Regions from separate parts of the Homo sapiens genome. Here region 1 is linked to region 2. Evidence: read pairs that join two places in POLR2A ChIA-PET (ENCODE). Cell type or tissue: B cell. All regions are shown on one strand. Each heading gives the region's core, and the rest is flanking DNA. Links, peaks and the distances in the headings are about the cores only.

Region 1 (6,248 bases), core at 932-4,931, 140 kb before region 2:
ATAGGCCAGTGGGGAAGGGGAAAGCATTCCTGCAGAGGGAGCTGCATGTGCAAAGATGTGGAAAATGCAAGGGACAGGAAGAGGTCCAGTGTGTCTGAAGTTTAGAGAACAGTGGGAACTTGCTGTGAAGGGGAGGCGCCCTGATAGGCTGGATCCACGACAGTCAGAGCTGCGTGGACCACGTTAAGAACTTTACAAAGCACTTGATTCAAAAACAGAGTTTATTTGCTCTGGTAAGACAATTTCCTCTAGCCCCTTGCTTTCTGCTGTTACAATACACCCATGTGTGGTCTGCAAATACATGCCCAAAACCTTCTAGAGGAAAGGTACTGCCTTTAATAGTTTTCACTCTGATTGAGGAAGTTTGATGTAGATATATTTAATAATCAACAATCATCCACTTGCTTGCATCCTCAACTCCCTGCCCCTCTCTAAATTGCTGTAATCACTTGGCAAAATGACCATATTAGCCATCCCTACTTTACACTTACTAAGTGCTTGCACCCATGCAGCTGAATCTGAAAAAAAACACCCAATCATGCTGACTTTAAATTCATGATTACTGATGTTAAGTAGGACCTTAAAGATGCTTGAACATCTCATTACAGGTCCCTGTTCATTGATTTTCCTACATATTAGTTTTATACCTTCATTCATACCCAATGCCTTGTCTCCTATCCTCATTCTCACACAATGACCTTGCTTCCTACTGCATTGATTACACTGAATTATTCAAAAGAGAACTTCCCTAAGCTCCCATCATTATTTTAATCCTTCTGTCACTATCTTTACCCACAGACCTGCCTTCAGAAGCTCAGCATAAGAAATATGAAGAAAGCTAATCAAAATACTTCATAATCAAATTGCTCAGAACGAGTGATAAAAGAATCTTAAAAGCATCCAAGGAAAAAAATACATGTCGTATACAGCAGAACAAAACTAAGGATTACATCAGTTTCTCATTAGAATCAAAACAAGCAAGAAGACAGAATAACAGTTCAAACATATTCAAAGAAAAAAAGCTATCAACCTAGAATCCTTATACTATTCCTTTTTTTTTTTTTTTTAAGACAAAGTCTCACTCTGTCACCCAGGCTGGAGTGCAGTGGCACGATCTCGGCTCACTGCAACCTCCACCTCCCAGGTTCAAACAATTCTCCTGCCTTAGCCTCCGGAGTAACTGGGACTACAGGAACACACCACCATACTCAGCTAATTTTTGTATTTTTAATAGAGACGGGGTTTCTCCATGTTGGTCAGGCTAGTCTTGAATTCCTGACCTCAGGTGATCTGCCCGCCTTGGCCTCCCAAAGTGCTGGGATTACAGGTGTGAGTCACCGCGCCTGACCCTTATACTATTCCTGATACCACTTAAAGGTAGACTATGATAAAATAAAGATGTATACTATAAACCCTAAAGCCGCCACTAAATAATAAAAGTTATTGTTAAAAGCTTACAAAAGTCATGTAAAGGATAACGAAACAAATACTTGATTAATCTAAAAGTATAAAACAAGAAAAAACAAAGAAAAGAGAGAAGTAGGAAAGAAATTGCAAGATGATAGACTCATAAATCATATTAAATGTAAATTGTCTAAACACACTGAATAAAAGGCAGAGATTGTCAGATTGTCAGAGATTGTTTAAAATCTTGAATTTTTTAAATTGCTGCTTATAAGAAGGGAAACATTAAATATAAAGACACAAATAAGTTTAAAATACAAGGATGGAAAAAAGATATATCATGCTAACACTAGTGAAAATAAAGTGGAGTGACTTTATCAATTTTAAACAAAGTAGAGTTCAGAGCAGAGAATATAACCAGAGATAAAGAAGATCATTTAATAATAATAAAAGAACCATTTAATCAAAAGGTCATAACAATCCTAAACATTTTTGCATCTAATAACAGGACTTAAAAATATATGAAGCAGAAACTGATAGTACTGCAATGCGAAATTGAAAGATCCACAATAGTCAAATATTTCAATGCCCCTTTCTGAATAATTTATAATGCAAATAAGCAGAAAATCAACAAGGTTATAAGAGACTTGAGCAACACTATCAACCATCTTGACCTGATTGACATTTATTAAACACTCCAATAATTGGCAGAATACACATGGTTCTTAAGCATATACAGAAAGTTTAGAAGATGGACAATAATCTGGACCATAAACAAATGTTAACAAATTCAAAAGGATTGAAGTCATGCAAGATACATTCTCTGACCACAATGTAATTAAATTAGAAATCAATAACAGACTGATTCTTGGAAAATCCCTCAAAATTTGGGGAATAAAATACACTTCTAAACAAGCCATTGCTATGGTCTGAATGTGTCCCCACAAACTTTCTATGTGACAATTTGCCAATGTGATAGTATTAAAAGGTGGGGCTTTCAGGAAGGAGGTGATTAGATTATGAAGGCTCTGCTCATCATGAATGGGATTTGTGCCCTTAAAAAAGAGTCTTTTAGGAAGCCTGTTTGTCCCTTTTGCCCGTTTTGCCCTTCTGCTATGTGAAGACACAGGATTCACCTCTTCCACCATATGAGGACACAGAAACCAGACACTAAATTTGTTAGTGCCTTGATCTTGGATTCCCCAGGCTCCAGAACCATGAGAAACAAATTTCTGTTGTTTATAAGTTACCCATTTGAAGGTATTTCATTATGGTAACCCAAATGGACTAAAACAGAAGTTGGTACTGAGAAATGGGGTGCTGCTGTAACGATTACCTAAAAATGTGGAAACAGCTTTGGAACTGGATAATGGAGAAAGGCTGGACTATAAAGGGATGCGATAGTGTGGGCTCAGAAGGAGAGAAGAGCTGTAAAAAAAAAAAAAGCCTCTGTCTTAAGTGGTCATGATCAAAGTGTTGGCAGTGAACGAAATTCTGATGAGGTCTCAGGTGGAAATAAGGAATAAAATATTGGAAACTGGACAATACGCAAACCTGGTTTTTAAGTGGTAAGAACTTGGTTAAATTGTGTTTGTGTCCTAATGTTTTGTGAAAGAAGGAGTCCAATATCCAGTCTTAATAGAAACCTCTCAGATAACTAGAAATAGCGAGGAACTTCCTCGACCTGATTAAGTATATCTACAAAAGACCTACATCTAACGCGATGCATAATGGTGAAAGACTGGATGCTTTCCTCCTTAGATCAGAAAAAGACAAGGATGTCTAGTCTCACCACATCTATTCAACATTGTACTGGAGTTTCTAGTTAGTGCCATCAGACAGGAAAAATAAATAAAAAGCATTCAGATTGAATAGGAAAAATATCTTTATTCCCAGTGGAGTGAATGTCTATGTAAAAAAATTCAATAAAATCTGTAAAAAGAGGCCAGGCGTGGTGGCTCACACCTGTAATCCCAGCACTTTCGGAGATTGGGGCAGGAGGACTGCTTGAGGCCAGGAGTTCGAGACCAGACTGAGCAACATAGCAAGACCTTGTCTCAAAAAAAAAAAAAAAAAAAAAGAATATGTGAAAAGAAAAATGCCATTAAAATTAATAAGTGAATTTAGCAAAGTTGCAGGATACAAGATCAACATACAAATATTGAGTGTAGGCCGGGCTCGGTGGCTTATGCCTGTAATCCCAGCACTTTGGTAGGCTGAGGCAGGCAAATGACTTGAGGTCAAGAGTTCGAGACCAGCCTGGCCAACACGGTGAAACCCCGTCTCTACTAAAAATACAAAAATAAGCCAGGCGTGGTGGTGCATTCCTGTAGTTCCAGCTACTCGGGAGGCTGAGGCAGGAGAATTGTTTGAATCCGGGAGGCGGAGGTTACAGTGAGCCAAGATCGTGCCACTGCACTTCAGCCTGGGCGACAGAGCGAGACCCTTTCTCAAAAAAAAAAAAAAGTATATATTGAGTGTAATTCCATATATTAACAATGAACTATTAGAAATAGAAAATCTTAAATGCATTTTATGACATCAAAAAATTAAATATTTAGACATAAATCTAACAAAAGATATGAAAGCCCTGTACATTAAAAACTGCAAAGTATTGCTGAAAGATATTTTAAAAGACCTAAATATGTAAAGGCATACCTCATTCGTGGGTTGGAAGACTCCATATTGTTAGATGTCACTTACTTCAAACTGATCTCATATATTCAAGTAATCCCAATCAAAACCCCAAAAAGTTTTTTGTAGAAATTGATAAGTTGATTCTGAAATTCATATGAAAATGCAAAGGACCTAGAATAGACAAACAACTCTGAAAAAGAGCAAAATTATGTTACTACAACTACCTAATTTCAACACTTATTATAAAGCTACGGTAATCAAAATAGCATAATATTAATAGAAAAATACACAAATATATCAGTGAAACAGGATAGAGTCCAGAAATAAACTCATGCATATATGGACAACTGATTCTCCTCAAAGGTGCAGGCATAATACAGTGGAGAAAGGGAAGACCATTTGATAAATATTTCTGAAATAATTGTATATAAATATGCAAAATAATGGATCTATATCCTACACCATATGCAAAAAATTAACTAAAAACATGCCATTGACCTAAATGTAAAATCTAAAACCATAGACTCCTAGAAGAAAACACTGGAGAAAATCTGTGGGTTAGGTAAAGATTTTAGACATGATGCCAAAAGCACAATTCATAAAATAATAAATCCATAAATTGGATTTAATAAAAATTAAAAACTTCTCTTTAAATCACCTTCTAAGTGATCAAAAAAGCCACAGACTGGGAGAAAATCTTTGCAAAGTATATATCTGGTTAAAAGACATATCAGAAATGTGTTTTAAACTCTCAAAACTCAATAATAAGAAAACAAGCCAGTTTTTTAAAACTGGGCAAAAAATTTGGGCAGGCACCTCACTAAGGAAGATATGCTGATATCAAATAAGCATCTGAAAATGTGCTCAACATCATTAGTCATTAGAGAAATACAACTTAACACCGCGGTGAGATACCACTACACTCCTACTGGTGTGTCTAAAAATTAAAAGACTGACCATACCAAGTGTCATTGAGGATGAGGAGGACTTGGAGCTCTCATTGCTGGTGGGAATGTAAAATGGTTCACAACTTGGGAAAATAATTTGGCAGTTTCTTATACAGTTAAAACACACTACCGTATGATCCAGTCATTCCACTTCTGGATCTTTACTAAAGAGAAAAAAAAAAAAACATAGGTTCTTACAAAGTCTTATGCACGAATGTCTATAGCAGGTTTATTTGTAATAGCAAAACACTGGGGTAAGAAAACAAATATCCATCAACAGATGAATGAAAAAAATTAGAATAGATTATTGTATATCCATACAATAGAACACTACACAGAAACAAAAACTAATAAACTATTGATACACACAACAACATGAATGAATCTCAAAATAACTATGCTGAGTGAAAGAAGCCACATTTTCAAAGAGTACATACTGTGTGATTACATTTACATAAAACTCCAGAAAATGAAAACTAATGTAGACCGAAGGCATGTGAGCAGTTCCTTAAGAATGGAAAGGGAACAGGGAGGGGCAGGAAAGATAGACTTAAAAGAGTGAGAAAACTTTGGAGGGTGATGGATATTTATTTTGTTGACTGTGGTGATGGTTCCACAGCTGTATGTGTGTATATAACATAGGTGACTTGCATGTGACTTTGTGCAGGGATGTGTGTGTCAAAACTCATTAAATGGTATGCTTTAAATATATAAAATTGGATGTCAGTTATACCTCTAGAAAGCTATTTATTTGGCTTTTTCTTGTTGCTCCAAATATGATCCAAATATGCTCCCCAAAGAATAAGATGTCCTGCTACTAGGTAATCCACATCCAGATTCCCCATACCCTTAATCAGAGCATTCCTGAAAGTTGCCCTTTATTTCACTATAAACCTTTCCCACTCCCTTTCCTGTCTTTGAGTCTCTGCCAAATGCTAAATCCCTTACTATGTATATCAGACTCTGAATAAATGGCCTTTGTTTATTCTCATTTGAGTGATCTTCATTTATTTCCTCTGTGTGTCTGTGTGTGTGTATGTGTGTGTGTGTGTGTGTGTAGTTTTACTATATTGTTGGGTTTTCTTTAATATTGGGAAAACCCATCTTGAGTACAACTATAATTTAAGATGCCTAAACTGGGATAAAATCATATGAATCTCTGGTTGGCTCTGGGGGGAAAAAAAAGTAGAGAAACTGGCAGTCATGACCAAATCCTGACCATTCTGGGCTAACTGCTGCAGAGGTTTGTCCAACTGTTCT
Region 2 (6,248 bases), core at 1,267-5,266:
ACCACACTGTGTATTCCTCTGATGTTCTGAGAGTGACCTCTGGCTCCCAATGACCTGATCACTGAGGTGAGGGGCAAGTAAGCTCTGCATGAAACTTTGGTGACAAGTATTTTCACTGTCCCTTGATGGAATACCATTTCCTGTTGGGATGCTCTGAACTGGTGGGTAAGATAATCTCTTTTGACGGTCAATTGGTGGGGGGCCAGTGTTTTGACTAATTCGAAAAGCCTGGGACTGCATACTCCGCAATGATGATACAGGGTTACCTATTTCATTGTTTCTTGAAGATTGTACTTCAAAATTACTCTGGGGCTGTTGACTAGCTCCACTTGGTTTAAACGTCTGACAATCAGAAAGGCGGATATCTGAGGCCACAGTATGGTCCACACGACCCTGCATATTATGAATAGCCAAACTCTTATTTCTGGGAACATCAAGATAGCTTCTCATTTCAAGCTGATCTGAAACTCTGGAACCCTGAATTGATATCCCCATTCTCTGCTCTGAATTAGAAGATGTCTTTCCAATGAGTGCCTCAGCAGAATAACTTGAAACTCTATTTCTCTCTGGCCTGTGTGGAGTACAGGTCATGTCTGAAGATCTAGTCACAATACTTGGTTGGGACACCATTTGCTGCTCTAAGCCTCTTGATGTCAAAAGCCTCTGCATTGGATTATGGCCAGATACATGTTCAGATGAAACCCCTGAACCTTGCTGTCTGCTTCCAACATCCTGCTGTTGGTGCATAATATCTTGATTGAGATGGTTCTGGGGATGGTTATGATGGTTCCGACTAGTTGAAGGGTTTTCACAGCTCTTCTCTGTCTGGGAGCTTCCAAAGTGTTGCTGCATTTGTTGCTGCATCTGCTGATGGTGGGGATGTGGCTGGCCAGTCTTGGATCGGGATTGGTCAGTTCCATGGTGCTTTGGTTGTAAGGAAAGCTGAGAGGTCTGGGTGCCCTGAACAAGATTCCTCTTTTTCTGCATCTGAACTTCCTGTTGCAGAGTCCTCTGTTGGTGGACATTATGGGGCTGAGAGTGGACAGAGCTCTCTGCATGAGGTACATGATGCTGCATTTGATATAAGTGATGCCTCTCTCTTAACTGCCCTGCTTGTTGTTGTTGCTGTTGCTGCTGCTGCTGCTGCTGCTGCTGCTGCTGCTGCTTTATGTAGAGATGGTTACTATGAAGGTGAGATACACCTTGAGCTGGAACATGCTGCTGCAGGGCCTGTAGATGCTGACTTGCCTGGGTTTGCTGCTGTTCAGCAACTGAAGGCTGAGAACCACACTGAACTTCAGTTTGCCTCAATGCAGGAGTCACAAAGTTGTTACTAGGTGGAAATAATCGTGTAAGGCCATCTCCATGAGCTGGGTTGCTAACAGGCACAACTGAGTTTGAAGAATTAGGAGGGATCTGACTGACCATCATTTGAGTTTGGTCAGAAATGGTGTCTGGAGTTCTGCTCATCAGGGACATACTTTCAAGCCTGAGGGGGGCTGGCTGACAGTGCTTTTGACGTTTAGCTGAAGACAGTAAAAGGTCATCTTGGACAGCACGCTTAGCAGAATCCTTACGGCTTTCATGGCTTGGCTTTAAGAGTGGCTCTTGAATCTGTGAATTTGGTATGGTACTAGTCATAGTATTTAGCTGTTCTTGGGAATATTCAGTCATCAGAGATGGTCCAGGAGGTTGACTGCCATAGGAGCTAGATGAAACGGTCAGATTAACCGTTGCAGGCACAGTTGTTTGCTCTGAAGTTGGGGATAAACCCGCACAGCTGGCCAGAGGATGGCTGATGCTGCTCTGATGGATAAGATTATTCACACTTAAACTGGTGATGCTTGGTGGCTGAGAAGTTGAATCCTGTAAAGATGCATTTGATGTTTTAATTCCTAGAGAACAACTTGGTTTCTCAAGGGGCCTCTCCATAGTTGCTTCAATTGAACCCTGAGAATTAAATTCATTTGGTGTTGCTTCTGCCTGTCCTGTGCCACTCTCTTTAGGTATCTGTGATTTGAAGGGTGGGTCTCCCTCTAACAATGATGCTTCAGAAGGCTTTGAAGCAACTTCCCTTATATCAGCCTGGAGGCCAACTCTCCCCTTCTCAAGGTTCTCCTGGTCAAAAATAGCTCTTGCTGCAAGAGCTACTATATCAGTTTGCTCTACAAAGGTACAGCTGTCACATGTATTAGTTGTTGCATTGCTGGTCACATCTTCTCTTGTTGTTTCAGGAAGCATGGATGCAACTGAGAAACTACGACTACTGCCAGAGCTGGTTGACATGGGAGAGTCGGCCTGTCTACCGTTGATCAAAGAACCATTAATAACCTCTTGATCAGGGAGGCAGGAATGATGCTGTGGAGGATCTCTATCATCATTGTTCATCAGTAATAGTTCCTGTTTGGGATGTAAATTCACACTTGAATCAACTATTTTAGGATTTTCTGAAGAAAAGTCAGGATGATCCATCTGATCAGAAAGAGATGATTTCTGAGGGTTTTTTTTTTTAGCAAGATCAGATAGCAATGTAGTTAAACCTTGCCCCTTTAAGAGACCTGTGGTTTGCATTGTATCTGATGAATCTTGCTCAACTCTGCAAGGTTCAGCAATGATTTCTACCTCAGAAACACAGTCAGTACTTGTAGTGCTTGTTGTAGATGACAAACCAGGAACCTGAGAAACCAAAATGTGAGGATCACTTGGAGATGGAATCAATACATTGGCTGAAGCGCAGGGTTTGGCAGCATCTGATAATGCTAAACTACTTGGTGGTTTATCCTGAGATGTCTCTTGTTGTAGATTAGGGGTAGAATCTTTGGATTTTGCTGCGGCCATTGCAAAATGTTCACTTGTTACAGATTCTTGGGAGGGTGGGCTGGACTTTTCTGCTGACTTAGATTTCGATACAGACTCAGGTATTAATGATTCAGAGCTTAGAACACCCAAAGAATGTGAAGCAGAAACACTCACACTATTTGCCTGAGACACAGAGACAGATGGTAACACAGCAGGGAAGCTTTCTAGCAGTCCATCATTACAGGGTGGCTCTGCTGAGCCTTCAGTGTTGGGGCAGTCTAACTTGCTCACATCTCTGACTGAATTCAGGGGACACGCTGACTTGTTTGCTGCTAAGTGTTTCCTGCCACCTGGCTTCTTATTCAACCTTTTAGATTTCATGTTAGGCAAACAAGCAACAGTGTTCATTGAGGAAGTACTCACTAGATTATAAGTACTAGCTAGTGTGGCTGAACTATCTGTTGTCACAGGAGGTGCTGCAGTTGTTGTTAATGAAACACAGTTAGCTGTAGTGGTTTGACTATTTGCAGCAGTTTGAGAATTGGCAGGCTGGCTAATAGACAATTGTACACAGCTTTGCCCAGCCATCTGTGATATGCTTTGATTGAGGCTGGCCAAAGCACCAAATGTATTCAGGGCAACATTGGTATTTGGATCTTCGCTGGTGGTGGGTTGAATAATTTGCATAGGGGTTTGATTTGTAGTTCCTGATGAAGACATCACAGGCTGCAAAGCAAAGAGCTGTCCATTTAAAGAAATGGTTTGAGGCTGTTGGTTTGACATGGTAACAGAAAAAGTTTGTGTTGAGTTAGACGCTGATAAAGATGAAGGTCTTGGTAATATGTGGACAAGATGCTTTCCTCCAAAAGTCTGTGGTGTTGGAACATTTTGCACTGAATTATTAGACCCTATTACAGTATTGGCTCCATTGATGGGGAGTCGAACAGAACCAGGAGGTGGAGCAGGGAGGAGTGGCAAAGGATTCTGATTAGCAGCCTGTATGATTACTATCTGTTGACCTACTGTTTGGTTGGAAACTTCTGCCCTCATCACTGTTGGGCATGGGGTGGTGCTAGGTGGCTGAAGAATTATAACATTTTGATTAGTTGGAGCTGAATTAACAGCTGACCCAACTGGCTGAGCCATCTGAATCACTTGCATTGCTGAATTCAGTGGAAGGATATTTTTGGGAGGCTGAGATTTAACTTGTGGCTGGGCAATTAGTGGCTGCATAGGTAAAGATGGACAAGAAGGCAATGTTACAACTACTTGCTCAACTGGCTGCCCATCTGCTGGAAAGGAATTATTCAAGTTGATGTCTGTAGCCACATATCTACTGTGGTTGCTTGTGGTGGGGCTAGTACCAGACTCATTTAATACTGGAGTCACAGCAGAAGATGGTGTCTGGCTTAAGGGCTGAATAGTGTTTCCTGCCAGTTGCAAAGTAGTCCACGTTGTCTGTGTGTTTCCAGCTGAAGAGATTCGTGTAAGGCTATTAATGTTTTTCAAATCTGAAGTACTAACACTTGAAGAAGGCAAAGAACAAGAAAGAGTCCAACCATTGTCCAAAGGGTTTCCCGAAAGAGTGCTTATAGGAATGGTGGCCTTCCCTACTCCAGGGGCAGATGATGCCACCACTGTAGCTGTACTTGTCAAGTCTGCACTCTTACTAATGCTCATTGGAGAAGAATCACCTGCAGTTCTGGGAGGCTGCGAGCAGACTGTGGTGGTAACTGAAACAACAAAAGTGTTTTGAAAATCACCTCTGAAGTCCTGTATGCTCAGGCAGGACTTGTTTCCATGGTGCACTTTAGTGGCAGTTGCTGAGGAGCTGTGGGGGATGTTTGTAACACAAGGGGTCATTTTCTTCAATACTTTGGGGTTCTCTTGTCCATTCTTATTTTCAGAAGAATTTTGATCATTTAGGCATGTGTGCAAAGAATGATGTTGGTGAGGCTCAGATTCAATTGAAACAGCAATCAGTGAGCCACTAGTGGCACCAAGCACATTTGATTCGCTTTCAGAGGTGGGAAGCTCGAGAATACTCTGAGCAGAAATGGCAGCAGGAAGACAAAGAGGAACAGGCTGGTTGGTAGCCAATGCAGGAACTGTGGTCTGATGCCATGGCTTGTTTTCAGAAGGGTAAACTCCAGAAATAGATACAGGAGTCACAAGATTGCAAGTCCTCTGTACTGGCACCACATTGGCGGTCTGCTTTTGTAAATTATGACTAACATTAAAAGTTATCCCCTGAACAGCTGTTCCCTGGCTGTTTCCACCAGGCTGATTCCCGTTGGAATAAACAATAATTTTTTTTTGAACCTGGTCACTAGGAATAACAACAGAGACCTTTGAGTTTTTAAGATTTCCTTTCCAGTGAATTGTCGGGTCATCATATAAGCATATGTCATTAGCTTTCAGTAATTCAATATATCGGCCATTTTCTTTTTGGATTTCTTCCAGTTGTTTCCGTAGCTTTTTTATTTCTTCAGCTATAATATTAAAAACAAAAATTTATAAATACCTGAGAATGTCAGTATTTACAATAACTTGATAAAGAACTGTATACTAAACTACTGAATTCTAATTCTAGCATTCTAAGTACTTCAACCGAGACTCTTCAGCTCTTTTCTAATACAACTTCTTTTTTCTTTTTAGAATGATATCTTAAATCCCTATGCCCTCCTTTAAAAAGTATAAATTTTTAAAGGTCAACTGAAAAATTACTCATAATGTAGAAACCTCAAAATTCCCAATTCAAAAATTTCCAGTAGGGCAGCTACATAGGTGAAGTAAGGGAAGACATACTGATATCATGGCAACATGCTAGCAAGATAACATTGAATATCAATATGCCATTTAAATGCTGCAGCAGCCAACATTACCTGTGATAGTAACAGGCAGTCTCTTTATTTTTTATTTTATTCTTTTGAGACAGAGTCTTGCTCTGTGACCCAGGCCGGAGTGCAGTGGTGCAATCTCGGCTCACTGCAACCTCCACCTCCCAGGTTCAAGCAATTGTCCTGCCTCAGCCTCCCGAGTAGCTGAGATTACAGGTGCGCACCAACACTCCCAGCTAATTTTCATATTTTTAGTAGATTCAGGGTTTCGCCATGTTGGCCAGGCTGGTCTTGAACTCCTGACCTCAAGTGATCTGCCTGCCTTGGCCTCCCAAAGTGCTGGGATTACAGGCATGAGCCACCATGCCCAGCCGACAGTCTCTTTTATAAATCAATTTAGTTTCTATTTTATCCTTTGAAACAATTGAGACAAAAAGGAATAGAACACATAAGAAGCAAAGTGGCACCAAAGTGCACCAAAGAAAGCATCGACAATGGAACCTGCACTTTGCTTGGTAGGGACAATGCAGGTATGCTACTGAGCAGTGAGGGCATTGTCACAGCCCTCCTTTCTAAGGTAGATAGCTTCACCTATGAGTACCACTAATG

What was found. Peaks named below come from ENCODE experiments on the same cell type or tissue, not always from the same donor. Only the 100,000 strongest peaks of a DNase experiment are listed, where the experiment ranks them.
Region 1: POLR2A ChIA-PET joins it to region 2 with 9 read pairs; 4 of 35 experiments call an interaction of 5 or more read pairs at or near these places.

Annotation. Positions count from the first base shown.
Region 1 is chr3:113,516,254-113,522,501 of GRCh38, forward strand. No RefSeq gene overlaps it. Among named protein-coding and RNA genes, the nearest start is that of SPICE1-CFAP44, 4.2 kb to the left of the region's middle. RefSeq lists enhancers at 86-135, 196-245. In B cell, for the core only: no CTCF peak of the experiment used is centred there; no DNase peak of the experiment used is centred there.
Region 2 is chr3:113,656,135-113,662,382 of GRCh38, forward strand. It overlaps USF3 (upstream transcription factor family member 3), which reads right to left. Exons shown (of 7, transcript NM_001009899.4): 7 at 1-5,291. Among named protein-coding and RNA genes, the nearest start is that of USF3, 37 kb to the right of the region's middle. In B cell, for the core only: no CTCF peak of the experiment used is centred there; DNase peaks (open chromatin) are centred at 3,267 and 4,897; H3K4me3 peaks cover 2,488 bases; H3K27ac peaks cover 4,000 bases.